5 separate regions of the Homo sapiens genome follow, and regions 1, 2, 3 and 5 are each linked to region 4. The links are chromatin contacts, found by Hi-C or POLR2A ChIA-PET in ENCODE. All regions are on one chromosome and are shown on one strand. The core of a region is the stretch at or near the end of the contact, and the rest is flanking DNA. Distances in the headings are between cores, read along the strand shown.

Region 1 (2,700 bases), core at 130-2,629, 760 kb before region 4:
TGAGTGGTGGCGAAGAGAGGCCAGAAACTGAGCCCCTGCTGAGCTTTGTGGCGTCTGTCTCCCCGGCTGACCGAATGCTCACTGTGACCCCGCTCCAGGATCCCCAAGGCCTGTTCCCTGATCTCCATCATTTCTTACAGGTTTTCCTCCCTCAAGCAATTCGACATCTCAAGTGAAGACATGGCCCCTGAAGGGCAATAAAGCTGCTAGTTTATTAATACAGTCTCCCGTTTCCTTTCATTTCCATCTGGTCATAATCCCCCTTCCCCTCCCCCAGAACTTCCTGCAGCTGCTCCCGTCTGACCCCGAACATGGGTCTCTCCCTGTTGCTCTCCACCCCACCAGCTTCTCCTTCCTACAGTTCGCACAGCTCGAGGGGAGTGCGGGGGCAGCACCGCGCGTGGCACCTGGCACCCGCGCAGAGTTCCTGAATGGCAGAGCGGTGGGTGGCTCCAGCAGTACTGAGAAGAGCCAGGTTTGCCTCCACATTCTTCCTGTCGCCTCAGATTTATGCGCACAAGGACGGAGATTTGCGTTCAGCGTTCTTCATTCTCTCCTTTAAACGAGGAGAGTTCATCCCGTTCTTAAACTGGGTAAGAGATTTCAAACCTGAACATGGGTCAAAAGCCATGAACATCAGAAGCGACGATGTCAGGTCTTCCAGCGTCAGCCCCTCCAGGGGCCGAGTCCGGAGGAGGTGGGAGGGACAGGGCGCGTTCTCCCTCATGTCCCTGCCCTGCTTCGGGCCGGAGGGCCGGTGCCCTGCTCGCAGTAACAGCACCCTGGAGCTGTCAGGGGTTGGATGTGAGCAAACCTCACTTTGGCAGGCGGGTTCAGACCGGGGCCCCTGTTAGACGCTCATCCCTTTCTGGAGGAAAAGCAGAGCAGGAACTAAAGGGATTTAGCACACACACTGCCACCTCCGCGCAGCAGCTGTTCCTCGCTCCCATGAGTTTCATAGAATCATGTGAGGGGCTTGGCAAAATCTACCATCAAGTCACTTGTCCCTGGGAGGGCCAGAGAGGGACGCCCCCAGTAGCACTGGCCGCGCCGGGCCAACAACCGCGCCACGTAGCCAAGAACTCGCGGCTTTTCCAGCGGGTTCTCACAACTTCCCCGCCCTCCACGCTGTCTACCTCCACGTCTAGACTCCGATTGGCCCGCTGCACCTGGGGGGCGGGCCAGTCAAGAGCTCCAATGCGCAGGCCCGAGCTTTTTCCGCGCTGGCCAGCAGGCCCCACCCACCCAGTTCTTTTTCCAATTCAGCGCCACTGGATACCGAACTGTCGTACGTATGTCTTCTGTTTCGTCCTCGCTTTCCGGCTGCTGTTTCTCCACGGCTCTCCTCTTTCCCCCTCCCTTCTCTCCCGGGCGGCTTACTTTGCGGCAGCGCCGAGAACCCCACCCCCTTTCTTTGCGGAATCACCATGGCGGCTGGGGTAAGTTTGCTGGCTCTGGTGGTTCGGGTCATCCTATCCACCGCCATCCTTTGCCCGAGTGGGGCCAGTCGGCGCCAGAGGAGTTCTGAGGTTGAGTGGGGAACTGATTCGGGGGTCTACAGACTGTACTGCTGGAGAGTAGGGTTCCTAGGGCCTGGAGGGGAACTGAGGCTGGGGCTCTCGGAGGCCAGAGGTGGAAGGGTCTGGGGAAGAGGAGAAAAGAGATGCCGGGTCTGGGCCGTCCGAAGCCTGAGAAAGGGGTTCGGCTCTGTTGCCGCTTTGAGGCGTGGTATCTGGGCAGGTTGACGAACTTCTGTGTCCGTTTTGTGGAGTAACACAGGGGACAGGTTGAAGAGGAGGGTCTTTGTAGGCAGGTCCGGCTGGCACGGTTAAAGGTCGTCTCTCAGGGAGGTTTGGGAGCGAGAGGATTCTCCGGACAGTGAAGTCAGACCAATTGGACTCCGCTGGCCGGCATAATAGAGAAGCCCAACGCCGGGGAACTCGCTGCGGGACAGGACCGGAGGGATGATATTCGCGACACGGAAAGAAAGGCTTTTTGAGAGAGAGGAGTTGATTTAAGAAGACGGCATGCCATCCCCTATCTCTGGCTAGTCTGAGGGGAACTAGAAATCTCTCGATCGTCGTGCGTGCCTTAGAGACAGGACGATGCTTTTGAAGCGGTGAGCAGCTGAGCAGTAGAGTAGGCAGGCGCTCGGAACCATCAATGAATGAAGCGAGGGCTCCGGGAAGGGAGGAGAGTATGTTTGTAGGCAGATGGAGTCTGATGGAGCTAGAAGTTCTGGATTTCTTGGAGATAGATTTGAGAGGAAGAGAATACTTCCAGAGGTGTCCTTAGGGAAGGTCAAATCTGTCAACAAGCTTTATTTAGCAGTTGGTGTGTAGTTCTGTTCTTGGTATTTCGGAGGATTCTGATTACATATGACAAGTACTAAAGGACTTGGTTCACCAGAGGAAGTAAAAGGGTGAGTTGAATACATTGGGATTATTCAGGAAAGTCATCCTGGAGAGTGGCATTAAGGACTGGGACCCTTCTACTCATTAATTTTGTCCCTCTCTTTCTCCCATAGACCCTGTACACGTATCCTGAAAACTGGAGGGCCTTCAAGGCTCTCATCGCTGCTCAGTACAGCGGGGCTCAGGTCCGCGTGCTCTCCGCACCACCCCACTTCCATTTTGGCCAAACCAACCGCACCCCTGAATTTCTCCGCAAATTTCCTGCCGGCAAGGTGAGTTGGGAGAT
Region 2 (2,700 bases), core at 11-2,510, 730 kb before region 4:
TTATATGAGTGCCCATGTCTGTGGTTCCTCTGGCTGTCTCTTCCCTCCCCCACGGCCTGTACTCTGTGCCGGTAACTGGACCTGGACACAGCCCCCAGGGCTGGCAGCAGAGTTGACTGCTGGGTATTTTTAGCCTGTAAACATGTTTGCCATTTCAGAGGACAGGGCCGAGCTGGTCTCAGCTCCAGCCCACTCATGATCTTGCAGCAAGGAGGGCGCTCCTGCCTTGGCCAGGTCTCCTTAGTTCCCCAGCCTGGGGTCTCTCTTTCCTTAGCATTTGGGAAGGAGGGGAAACTGGCTTGGAGCGGGCAGTGGGTGGCCACCTAGGAGGGAGGATAAAAGGACTCATGAGGGAGAAGAGAAAGGGAGTGTGGAGGGGAGTGTGTAGCCAGAAGGCCCCCGCACCCCATCATTAAACGTTTAATAAAATCTCGATGTAGTTAGAAGTGGCTGTGGGAAATCGCTGTAAATTAGGAGACTCAGCGTCCCGCAAGTGGGGAGGCGGGGGCGGCGCTCAGAGAAGGAATGGGAGGCAGAGGAAGCGCTGGGGCTCTGGCTCCTGGGGGCGGGAGTCTGGAGAGGAAGGTGGGCGTCGGGTCCGCTGTCCAACGCCCGGGGTCCTCACCCCCGTATGCCCGCGGCCTGCGCAGCACCGCGGTGCGCGAGGCACTGGTGACCCCGGCTCCTGGGGGGTGGAAATCCAAGCCAGTTCTGTGCGGATATGGACGGAGGGGCCCCCAGAAAGAGAGAACGCGAGAAATGGGCGCGGCAGCACGGAGCTTGGGAACCAAGCAAGGAGGCTGGGGCCTGGGATCTGAAGTGTAGTTGCCTAAGCTGAGAGAAAACTCAAAGGTCCGGAGCAAGCTGACGGTCGCGGCTGAATCACCCAGCCACCTTCAGAGCCCCCAGGCCCTTCCTGCAAAATAAGTTGATTCGCAGTTCCAGCTGTGAGGGTGAGCCCAGGGAGCCTGCAGGAGTTTCTTGCCAATGAAGCCACACAGTGCACATGTTGGAGAGCAGGTCCAGGTCCGGGACAGGACAGGGGGCAGTGGATGCGGGGAGGGGGGGAAAGAATGTCCCCGCGTCCCCCAGCGGCCCCCCTCCCCAGCAGCCCACTCCCGGGTCCCTCCAGGGTCTGCCCCGCTCGCCAGTCCCAGCCCCGCTCCGGCCCCGCCCGGCCCCGCCCTCTCCCCACAGCTCCGGGCAGACCCGCCCGCCCGAGCCGGAGTTACAAGAGCCGCCTCCGCGCACGGGGGCCCGGCCACTCGGAGCTGCTCTGCCGCGGGGACTGCACCGCCCGCCCTGCCAGACCCGCCCGGAACGGGGCTCGTCGCCGCCAGTAGCCGCAGCACCGCAGCCTTGGGCCTCGCGCCGGCTATGGCCGTGCCCTGGGGCTGAGCCCTCAGGTAGGGGCGCCAGGCGCACCGTGGCGCCATCGGGGTCCGGGGCACCAAGGGCGGGTCGCGGGGAGGTGGGTTGCGGTGCTCCGGCAGGGCGCGTTGTTGGGGGTGTCACTGTGAGGATTCAAGCAGTTTGGAGCAAGCGGGGCCACCCGGGGCGGCGACGCGTCGCTCTCTGGGAGCGGAGTTCTGCCTCTGGAGTTGGGGCGCAAGTTGGTTAAAGTTGGAAAATCGCTCCGAAGTGCTTTGCTCCACTCTTTATTTCTCCGGAGGGCGGACTGTTGGCTCCACTGCAAGGCAGGGCGCCCCGTTCCGGGCCTGGTGGCCTCTGTCCCACCTCCTCTCCCTGCATGGGGCGGTGGCTCGGGGGCTGCTCCGTTCGTATCCCATGTTTACTGGAGGGGAAATTTCCGAGATCGCCACCGCGGCCCCCAGCGCCTCCGCGCCTCCGCGACCCCGCACCGTGCGCCCCCTCGGCTGTCCTTCCGCGCTCCCTGCACCTCTGCCCCTAACCGCGTCCCGAGTCGTCCAGGCCCCACCCTGTTCTGTACCACCAGCCCCTCAGCCTCCTCCAGCTGCCCCGCCCTAGCCTTGCCTCTCCGCGTTCCCCGCTCCAGAAAACCTTCCTCTCGGGCCGCGGAACCTGGAAGTTTGCAATGCGCCTCCCAGCGGGATGGGTGGGGAGGGGGACAAAATTAGGGAGATTCCTATGCTGAGGTGGGCGAGGAGGGGGGTGCGCTGCGGCGGCCCAGTCCTCGGGACCGCCCCTTCCCCTCCGGAGGCGGCGCTTTCCCCCCGCCCAACTCCCAAACCCGTCCGGGCGGGATGGCCCCCGCCCCAGAGCCTGGCCCGGCGCCAGCAGCCTGAGGAATGTGGTGGTTGGAGCCGGTGACTAATTCAAACCAGAACTCAGGGAGGAGTGGTGAGGGGCAAAGGGGAGGAGGAAGGGGCTGTGTGTGGGAGTTGGGGGCAGGAGCCGGGCTTGGCGTGGGAGGAGGGCTAAGCTGCGCTCGCTGGAACCCTGCGCTCCAGCGGTGCGCGCCAGGAGAGGGGGCCCGAAGCGAGGTCTCGCCTAGAGTTGGAAAGGCAGCGTGCTTAGGGTGTGTGCAGAGCTGTGTTATGTAAGGCTTTCCCATGCAAGGGGAGGGGGTGTGTGTGTGCAGTGTGCGAGGGCCTGGGCCGTCCCTGGCAGGGCTGGTCGCCCCCCAGCAGTGCCCAGGCCGGGATGTGGGGGCGCAGCCCCTTGGCGGCGCTGACCATGAGGGACTCCAGGGGCCCAAACAGGGCTGGCTGTGCCCCT
Region 3 (2,700 bases), core at 201-2,700, 890 kb before region 4:
TGGCCCATCCCTCTCCATTGTCTGAGCAGGTCACCGAGGGAAGCGGGCAGGACGCGCTGGCAGAGTCTGACGGGGCCCTGCTGTGGGTGGAGCAAAGGGTGCCTCATATCTCTGGGGTGCTTGGGGTCGGCCACAAAGGTGGTAGGAAATGGGGTCGACAGATAGGTGAGGGTGGGCCTTGTGCTTCAGATAACCTCACATGGTCAGGCAAGGGTTAGGGATGGGATGCAAGGAGCCTAAGGGGCTCACAACAATTACTGACCTAAGGAAGGGCCCAGGAGAGGGAAAAGGGAGGAGTTGTGAGAAGGGACAGGGGAGCTCAGAGGAGAGCACAGAAGAACTTCTTCTCCCGGAAGGGGTTCTCCGAAGTGGGCACAGGGGTGATGAGGGGATCCTCACAGGCGTGGGCATCACAGTAAGTCATCAGGTCTGCTGCTGCCTTGGACACCTGGGACACAGCCAGGAAGGGTATTGTTAGCCAGGACCTCTGAAGGGGACTGCAGCCTCCCTCCCCAAATGGGTTCTCTTTTGCCATCTCCAGGGCTCCTTACGACTTGTCTTCTCCCTCATCCCCCCCAGAGGCCTGGGGACAGCTCTCTCTACAGAGCCCCAGACTCCTCCCCTGACCTCAGGGAGTGAAGGAAAGAACGCATCTCTTATCTTGAGCTTTGGGAACCTGCAGCACAGCACAGCCTGGCCAACTAATGGGAGCCAGCCAGGGTCCCACCTACCTTTATCCGACACAAGCTGGCTTCAATCTTAAGCTGTTCCACCATCTTGCGTGCTTGCCCAATACTCATAGTGCTGTTCACCGGGGTCTCACCTTTCATCCTGGAAAAAAGAGGGACCTCTCAGAGCACAGTCTCAGCTGGAGGCCCCCCTCCATGCTCACTCCACACCAACCTTTACAAGGCTGTGGTCATACCCCAATATTTTGTTCCCCTCCTATCCTCCTCCTCCTCCTCCAGTGGACTGTCTCATCCCTGTATTCCTCATGGAAAAAAATAGGGTGGGATGAGGTGCTCCCCAAACTCCCTCATGGCCTGGGCCACAGATCATTAAACCTTACACAAATGATTTAAGGCTTTTCAGCCCTTCAAACCATGTGTGTTCCCAGCTCTGAAGACCTCAACCAACCCTGATGAGGAGGGCACATCACCCCTGTCTGCTCCAGTGAGCCCCAACAGGAGAAAAACAGGCCATTACTTACCTGAAGCCACAAGCGGCAGTAGCAGCCCTGGGTGTAGGGTCAGTGGAGGGTACCAAAACCTTCTGCCTGAAATGGGTGCCCCACCCAGTAGGGAGTTGCAGCTGAAAGTATCTGATGCAGAAGCAGTGACTATACGAAAGGAGGCCCCTGGGGAGGGCCAGGCCAGAGGTCTGGTCTCAGTTTCTGCAGCTCAAGCACTGTCTGGATGGCTGGTACCTGAAGGATGAAGGATGCTAGAAGGAGCTGCTCAGATCCTGGAGCATACCAACTGCCTGGCCAGTGGGGGAGCCTAGCTGCCTGCATCCCTGCGCACACCCCCACTGTCGCTAGTTCACTGCCTGCCCCTCCCCCATTGCAGGCATCCTGACTCTGGGCTAGAGACCTCCCCAACAGAGCTGAGGCCAAGGCCGACTCCCCCTCTCAAATGGCGTGGTCTGGGCCTATGACGGCCCCTGCAGTGGAGTCTGTACTGGCTGCGGGGGACCCTGCTCATTTGAAAATCTGACATCAGCTGGGCAGTCGCCCCCCTCCTCCTTTCCTCCCTCTACTCTGACACAGCACTTAGCACCTGAATCTTCGTTTCTCTCCCAGGGACCCTCCATTTTCCATATCCAGGAAAATGTGATGCGCCACAGGTATCAGCGTCTGGATCGCCACTTCACGTTTTAGCCACAAGTGACTCAGTGGAAGATCCAGAGTCAACAGAGGCTCGTCAGGAAGATGTCTACAGAAAAGGTAGACCAAAAGGAGGAAGCTGGGGAAAAAGAGGTGTGCGGAGACCAGATCAAAGGACCGGACAAAGAGGAGGTAGGGGCCCTTGTGGGGACAGTCAGCAGAAATATACTGGAAATAGGTGGGCTGGCGTGAAGGGGGCGGGGGGATGGATTGGTTTTAAGAATTTCATTCATTTTGAATAGATTACTTCCCACGCCCGCAGCAGTGTGCAAAGATGTACACAACACTGGCCTTGCCTCTGAAGGACTTTATCTGGGGTGATTAGACGTCTACAAAATAGAAGACTGCCAAAAGCTAGTCTAGATAATGTGCTGTGGGGACTCTGAGGGAGAGTGTATCCAGTTAGGGTCAGAGGAGGTCCACAATGCTACCACGCTGGGAACAGGGCACTAATCTGCCTGCGCAACAACGCAAGAGGCCCAGGTTGCCGCAAACTGCAACATGCTCTAGGCGAATGCCCCCGCCTTAGATGCCTACAGGTCCTAGGAGCTGTGGGCGATAAAAATCAGCGCCAGCTGGATGACCGCCTCACTCGGCCGCTTCGCGGGTGAAATGGCCTGTGGTGAAGGTGTGCACGGAGGGCTGTGATTGCAGTCTCAAGGGAGAGCCGAGCGGAGGCTGCAGTCAGCGCATCCCCTGGGGCACATCTTGGGGCCTGCAGGGAGGCAGGCGTCTTTCCCCTTTGGTCACGGTAACCGGAGGGAAACCTGCCGCAGAGAGAGCCAGTGGCGAGCGCAAGGAGACAGCGACCTCGC
Region 4 (2,700 bases), core at 43-2,542:
CTAAACTTCCCTATGGGAACTTGGTAAGCCCCTTCCCCATTTCGAACCTCAATTTTCTTATCTATAAAATGAAGAATTTGGATGGAATGAATTAATCCTTTTCTACCAGAAATCTAGCCATATTTCACCTAGTCTATTCTGTATCACCCTCTCCTGACTCCTACGTGCTCAGAATCTAGCTCAGTGCTTGGGACAGTTATGTTTCCTTTCCCTTTGAAGTGCCCAAATACCAGTGTAATGAGAAATATGGCAGAGCCTGAGAGTTCAGAGCACAGGCCAGGGTCAAATCTCAGCCCTCCACTTACAAGCTGTGTGACAAAATAACCTCCCCCGGGCTCAGTTTCTTCACTGTAAATTAGGTTAATTGTTCCAACCTCATAGGGTTGTTAGGAGAATTAAATGAGTTAAGGTTTGCAAAACGCTAAGAACAGTGCCTGGCACACAGTAAGTGCTTTATAAAGTGTTTGTTGAATAAATAAAATTTTGGACCTAAACTCTGGGTCTCTTCAGGACTGCAACAGCTTTGTAACTGGCAACCCCACTTTTAGGTGCGTTCCCACTCCTCTAAAACCCAGAGATCTAAATGCCAAATCTCTCTGCTTAAAAAGTCTCCCAGGGCTCCTAGGCGCCTCCAGGCTAGAACAGAAATGCCTCAGCTTGAAGACCCAGGCTTTTCAGGTGAAACACCTAAGGGTCAGGAGACGCTAGGATCATCACTCAAGGATCCCAGTGAATTTTTCCAAAATACAATAAAAATAAAAACAAAAAGAGGCAAACAGGGTTATAAAAATTGTGGGGCATTTTAAATGTTTCATTGAACAAATTAAAGCATTAACAGCCCTCCCCCAACCACCACCAAGCCCAAGAGACCGTAAATATGCTGTTCACAAGATAACTGCAACTTTCAAGGGCTCTCAGGCTGCTACTTCGGGCAGCACAATTGGCGGCACGACGTGGCAAGCAGGCAGTAGTTTCCAACCCTGGAGGGTCAGCGTCTGGAGACCCCGGCCAAGGCATCCACAGCCTAAAGATGATGTCCGCGACCGCCCGGGCAGCCTCGTGCACGGAAAAACCTCAACCCCGGCCCCGCCCACCCTTCCTGCGGCCACCCCGCAGCCCTGGCCCCTCAGTCCATTCACTCCTGCAGCGCGGCCCCGCACCCAGGGCCTGCACTAGAACCGCTGTTCCTACCGCGGCGCCCCCTGGGAGCCAACGCCGCGATGCCCGCCTGACGTCAGGAAGTCGAATCCGGCGGCGACGCCTTTAGGGAGCCCGCGAGGGGGCGCGTGTTGGCAGCCCAGCTGTGAGTTGCCCAAGACCCACCGGGGGACGGGATCTCGCTCCCCGCGCCACGAGGCTCGGCCAATGGGAACGCGCGCTGCGAGGCCCGCCGGTCTGCCCTGCGGTGCTGAAAACCCGGCGCGCAGGCGGCTGGCTCTGGGCGCGCGCCAGCAAATCCACTCCTGGAGCCCGCGGACCCCGAGCACGCGCCTGACAGCCCCTGCTGGCCCGGCGCGCGGCGTCGCCAGGCCAGCTATGGCCCCCGACCCGGTGGCCGCCGAGACCGCGGCTCAGGGACCTACCCCGCGCTACTTCACCTGGGACGAGGTGGCCCAGCGCTCAGGGTGCGAGGAGCGGTGGCTAGTGATCGACCGTAAGGTGTACAACATCAGCGAGTTCACCCGCCGGCATCCAGGGGGCTCCCGGGTCATCAGCCACTACGCCGGGCAGGATGCCACGGTGAGCGCAGCCAGGCGGGGGCACAGGAGAGGGCGGGACCGGAGGCTGAGTGCAGGGGAGACAGAGTTACGCACTCCGAGCCAAACACCGACTAATTCGGAGGAAAGCCCGGAGGCGCCTGATCATACCTGTTGCCCGGTGATTGGGTGTCCTGCGGATGCGGGATGAAAAGGCGGGAGAGAGGCCTGGAGAAGTGGAGTCTGGGGAGTGGGGATGGAGGCCAACAACACGCACACACAAACAAAGGGTCCCGCCTCCCTGCCGTGCATTCCATCTGCAGCCCCGAGCCTCAGGTCTCTGGGCGGGGACAGAACCCCGAGCTGGGTAGGCTAGGAGGGAGGAGAGCAAGGATGCAGGCCGCCTGGGGAGGGAGGGGGTCAGTGGCCAGGGGAGGGAGTCACATCCTGTCTCGATGGCTAGGAGAGGCAGCGCAGCCGCGTCTGGACCTAGGTGCCGGTCTCCACTCGCCAGCAGGAGCGGAGAGGGAGCAGGAAAGGAGCCCATTCTCGAGGATGGGGCTGAAACGGGAAGCTTGGGGAGACCGCTGCCTTGGGGACCCCTGCGTCGTGTGAAGACTGGAGGACGCGGAAGGGACAGCGCTGGCCGGGGAGGGCAAGCGGCCGCTGGCGTACATAAGGGATTGGGAATGGCATACACTTAGCGAGGACCCCCAGAGCTGTTCTCGAATCGCCGGGGAGGCCACTGAGCCGCAGGCCAGCGAGGTCTTCAGCTATTCCGCGGAGCGGACCGCTGTTTACGCTCTGGGGCGGTAGGCCCTTCGCGGGGTCCTGTCCCTTCTTCCCTTGGTCTCACTGCGGGGTCGGCGCGCGCCCCAGCCCCAGGCCTGCTGCTTCCCTTTCTAGACCACAGCCCTCAGAGCTAAGGCCCCGGCGCCTCTCTGCTGGGTTGGAGTCCTGGGGACTCAGTCCTAGGGACTCGAAAGTCGGGGCGTTCCCTTCA
Region 5 (2,700 bases), core at 130-2,629, 830 kb before region 4:
TTACATCGAGGCAACACAGAACTGTTTGGTGGGCAAGTAGATGGGGACAATGAGACTCTCTCAGTTGTTTCAGCTTCTTTGGCTTCTGCCTCCCTGTTGGACACTAACCGGAGGCACACTGCAGCTGTGCCAGGTCCTGGAGGGATTTGGTCAGTTTTCCATGCTGGAGTCATCGGCCGTGGCTTAAAGCCACCCAAGTTTGTCCAGTCACGAAATCAGCAGGAAGTGATCTATAACACCCAGAGCCTCCTCAGCCTCCTGGTTCACTGCTGCAGTGCCCCAGGGGGCACTGAATGTGGGGAATGCTGGGGGGCACCCATCTTGAGTCCAGAGGCAGCCAAAGCAGTGGCAGTGACCTTGGTGGAGAGTGTGTGTCCCGATGCAGCTGGTGCAGAGCTGGCCTGGCCCCCCGAGGAACACGCCCGGGCCACCGTGGAGCGGGATCTCCGCATTGGCCGGCGCTTCCGCGAACAGCCCCTGCTCTTTGAGCTGTTAAAGCTGGTAGCAGCTGCACCCCCAGCCCTGTGCTACTGTTCCGTGCTGCTTCGGGGGCTGCTGGCCGCCCTCTTGGGCCATTGGGAAGCCTCTCGCCACCCTGACACGACCCACTCCCCCTGGCACCTGGAGGCATCCTGCACCTTAGTGGCTGTCATGGCTGAGGGAAGCCTCCTGCCTCCGGCCCTGGGTAATATGCATGAAGTATTTAGCCAACTGGCACCTTTCGAGGTGCGTCTGCTGCTGCTCAGTGTCTGGGGTTTTCTCCGGGAGCATGGGCCCTTGCCTCAGAAGTTCATCTTCCAATCAGAGCGGGGTCGCTTCATTCGGGACTTCTCCAGGGAGGGTGGAGGTGAGGGTGGACCCCATCTGGCTGTGCTGCACAGTGTCCTCCACCGCAACATCGACCGCCTAGGTCTTTTCTCTGGCCGTTTCCAGGCACCTTCACCGTCCACTCTCCTTCGACAGGGGACGTAGCCTTTTCTTGCTCTGGAAGCCCAGGGAGGTTGAGCAGTGAGAGAGGGAAGGGACTAACGTGCTCCGGAAGGGTGGAGGTTTCTCTTCTAAGTCCTTGGTCTAAAGAGCGCTGTCACTTTTTTCTCTCCCACTTTTTTTTTTCTAAATAAAATTTGCCAACTTGAGAAAACCAGTCCAGTGCTTCTGTCATGCTGAGAGCGTGCAAAGTCTGACAGCGCCTGGCTCTGGACGTTCCCGCCCCTGGCCTGAAGCCCCGCCCCCTGCGATAATTTGGAGTGCGCACTCTACCAATGAGACAGCTGCCCGGCGGCGCTCAGGTCGAACCAATCATAAGGCCGGAAGGGGCGGGAACTAGGATACGTGGCTGAGCGCGCGCGATGGGGCGGGAGGTTTGGGGTCAAGGAGCAAACTCTGCACAAGATGGCGGCGGTAGCGGCAGTGGCGGCGCGTAGGAGGCGGTGAGGAGCCCGGAATCTGGGGGCGCGCCCGGGACGCCCCCAGATCCCCCAAGTCCCATTCCACTCCTTCCTGTGTGTCTCTTGACACTCTGCCACCCCCGGCCTCGTGAGGAACCTTTGTTCCTCTGGAGGCGGCCTCAGACGCCTCCGGTCTCCCCGTGGTAGATCCGAGCGACGCTGGGGGCCTTGCCTGTGGGGCTCCGGGCTCCCGCCCGGCGGTTTAGTAAAGCCACAGCTGTGCGTCTTTCTTGGTCTTGGCCGCTCTCAGCCGCCGCCCTCCTTTGGCTGCTTGCGGCGGTCAACGTCGCCGCCCCCTTCCTGCAGTGCGCGGGGTCGTCGGGGCGGGGGAAAAGATGCGGCCTGGCCTCGGGGAATGCAGCCTGCGGCCCCGCGGCCCCTCGGCTGAGCTGGAAGCACCGGGCCAGCAGTTAAGCCTGTACTACCCTTCTGGCTCTACCCTGTAGAGCTCCGAATCCTCCTCTGCCCTTGTCTTCACGTGAGCACCAGCTCTGGCTTAGTTCAGTGTCCACGGTCGCTGGGCACGGCCCAGGGTCCAGTAAGCTCACGGCGTGGATGGTGTTGCTCAAACACAACATGTAATCGAATGGCTTGGTCCACGCTCTCGGGTTTATATTACTGGGGAAAAAAAAAGATTCGAAACATATCACCAGTGCCACAAATGTTTACTAGGACCTAACGGATATACTGGGGTGGGGTAGGCGTGTACTCTCCAAAGCGATGAAGAAAGCGTGGATCATAAACTCAGTTCCCTCGGAGCCTGTGATCTGAAACAATAAATGCGTGCAACTTGCCCTGCAGCTTATTCCTGACTTTGGCCTATGAACACCTCTCTTGGGGTGGTCAAGGCCGCCGTGAATTCCTTAGGGCCCTCCAACAGGTCATATCTGAAAGATGCTTTAGGAATCCTATCTCCATTGGCATCTTTCCGAACCAATTTTACAGACTGTGCAAATAGGGCCCCAGAGGGTATTTAACTCACTGTACGTCTTTTTTTTTTTTTTTTGAGAGACAGAGTCTCGCTCTGTTGCCCAGGCTGGAGTGCAGTGGCGAGATCTCGGCTCACTGCAAGCTCCGCCTCCTGGGTTCACGCCATTCTCCTGCCTCAGCCTCCCGAGTAGCTGGGACTACAGGCACCCGCCACCACGCCTGGCTATTTTTTTGTATTTTTAGTAGAGACGGGGTTTCACTATGTTGGTGAGGATGATCTCGATCTCTTGACCTCGTGATCCACCCGCCTCGGCCTCCCAAA

Evidence for each region. A loop is a pair of places that touch in the nucleus more often than their neighbours do. ChIA-PET counts read pairs that join two places held with the same protein, here RNA polymerase II (POLR2A). Pooled maps may share reads with other maps.
Region 1: a pooled map shows a loop between it and region 4 (4-fold over the local background). The contact joins the promoter of EEF1G here to the promoter of FADS1 in region 4. A Hi-C loop is called at or near these places in 1 of 37 single-sample maps with no recorded cell type and 4 of 50 pooled maps. POLR2A ChIA-PET finds 5 or more read pairs at or near these places in 1 of 52 experiments (HCT116).
Region 2: a pooled map shows a loop between it and region 4 (2.7-fold over the local background). The contact joins the promoter of AHNAK here to the promoter of FADS1 in region 4. A Hi-C loop is called at or near these places in 1 of 168 maps with a recorded cell type or tissue (posterior vena cava), 4 of 37 single-sample maps with no recorded cell type and 16 of 50 pooled maps. POLR2A ChIA-PET finds 5 or more read pairs at or near these places in 3 of 52 experiments (AG04450, WTC11 and activated B cell).
Region 3: a loop to region 4 is called in a pooled map, with 6 times the contacts of the local background. The contact joins the promoter of GNG3 here to the promoter of FADS1 in region 4. A Hi-C loop is called at or near these places in 1 of 37 single-sample maps with no recorded cell type and 5 of 50 pooled maps. POLR2A ChIA-PET finds 5 or more read pairs at or near these places in 1 of 52 experiments (WTC11).
Region 5: a loop to region 4 is called in a pooled map, with 4 times the contacts of the local background. The contact joins the promoter of GANAB here to the promoter of FADS1 in region 4. A Hi-C loop is called at or near these places in 1 of 37 single-sample maps with no recorded cell type and 2 of 50 pooled maps. POLR2A ChIA-PET finds 5 or more read pairs at or near these places in 1 of 52 experiments (A549).

What each region holds. Positions count from the first base shown.
Region 1 is chr11:62,572,570-62,575,269 of GRCh38, reverse strand. It overlaps EEF1G (eukaryotic translation elongation factor 1 gamma), which reads left to right and starts at 1,379. Exons shown (of 10, transcript NM_001404.5): 1 at 1,379-1,439; 2 at 2,528-2,686. The coding sequence starts at 1,428. It overlaps TUT1 (terminal uridylyl transferase 1, U6 snRNA-specific), which reads left to right. Exons shown (of 9, transcript NM_022830.3): 9 at 1-218. The coding sequence ends at 176. RefSeq lists enhancers at 1-293, 451-510, 294-1,255, 1,211-1,410.
Region 2 is chr11:62,545,366-62,548,065 of GRCh38, reverse strand. AHNAK (AHNAK nucleoprotein) reads left to right here and starts at 1,260. Exons shown (of 5, transcript NM_001620.3): 1 at 1,260-1,406. RefSeq lists enhancers at 623-1,153, 1,732-2,242, 2,243-2,700 and silencers at 1,109-1,278, 1,399-1,468, 1,749-1,798, 1,809-1,928, 2,459-2,588.
Region 3 is chr11:62,706,426-62,709,125 of GRCh38, reverse strand. It overlaps GNG3 (G protein subunit gamma 3), which reads right to left and starts at 1,450. Exons shown (of 3, transcript NM_012202.5): 1 at 1,211-1,450; 2 at 732-831; 3 at 1-448. The coding sequence starts at 830. The coding sequence ends at 320. BSCL2 (BSCL2 lipid droplet biogenesis associated, seipin) reads left to right here and starts at 1,702. Exons shown (of 11, transcript NM_001122955.4): 1 at 1,702-2,017. The coding sequence starts at 1,931. It overlaps HNRNPUL2-BSCL2 (HNRNPUL2-BSCL2 readthrough (NMD candidate)), which reads left to right. Exons shown (of 24, transcript NR_037946.1): 14 at 1,802-2,017. RefSeq lists enhancers at 1-998, 2,318-2,700 and a silencer at 2,659-2,700.
Region 4 is chr11:61,815,595-61,818,294 of GRCh38, reverse strand. It overlaps FADS1 (fatty acid desaturase 1), which reads left to right and starts at 1,292. Exons shown (of 12, transcript NM_013402.7): 1 at 1,292-1,740. The coding sequence starts at 1,366. It overlaps LOC124902680 (a long non-coding RNA gene), which reads right to left and starts at 275. Exons shown (of 2, transcript XR_007062696.1): 1 at 1-275. It also overlaps a transcript of FADS2 not described here. RefSeq lists silencers at 931-1,030, 1,371-1,570 and an enhancer at 2,091-2,700.
Region 5 is chr11:62,645,292-62,647,991 of GRCh38, reverse strand. GANAB (glucosidase II alpha subunit) reads left to right here and starts at 1,379. Exons shown (of 24, transcript NM_198334.3): 1 at 1,379-1,430. The coding sequence starts at 1,393. It overlaps INTS5 (integrator complex subunit 5), which reads left to right. Exons shown (of 2, transcript NM_030628.2): 2 at 1-1,144. The coding sequence ends at 972. RefSeq lists a silencer at 1,208-1,287 and enhancers at 1,898-2,057, 2,373-2,700.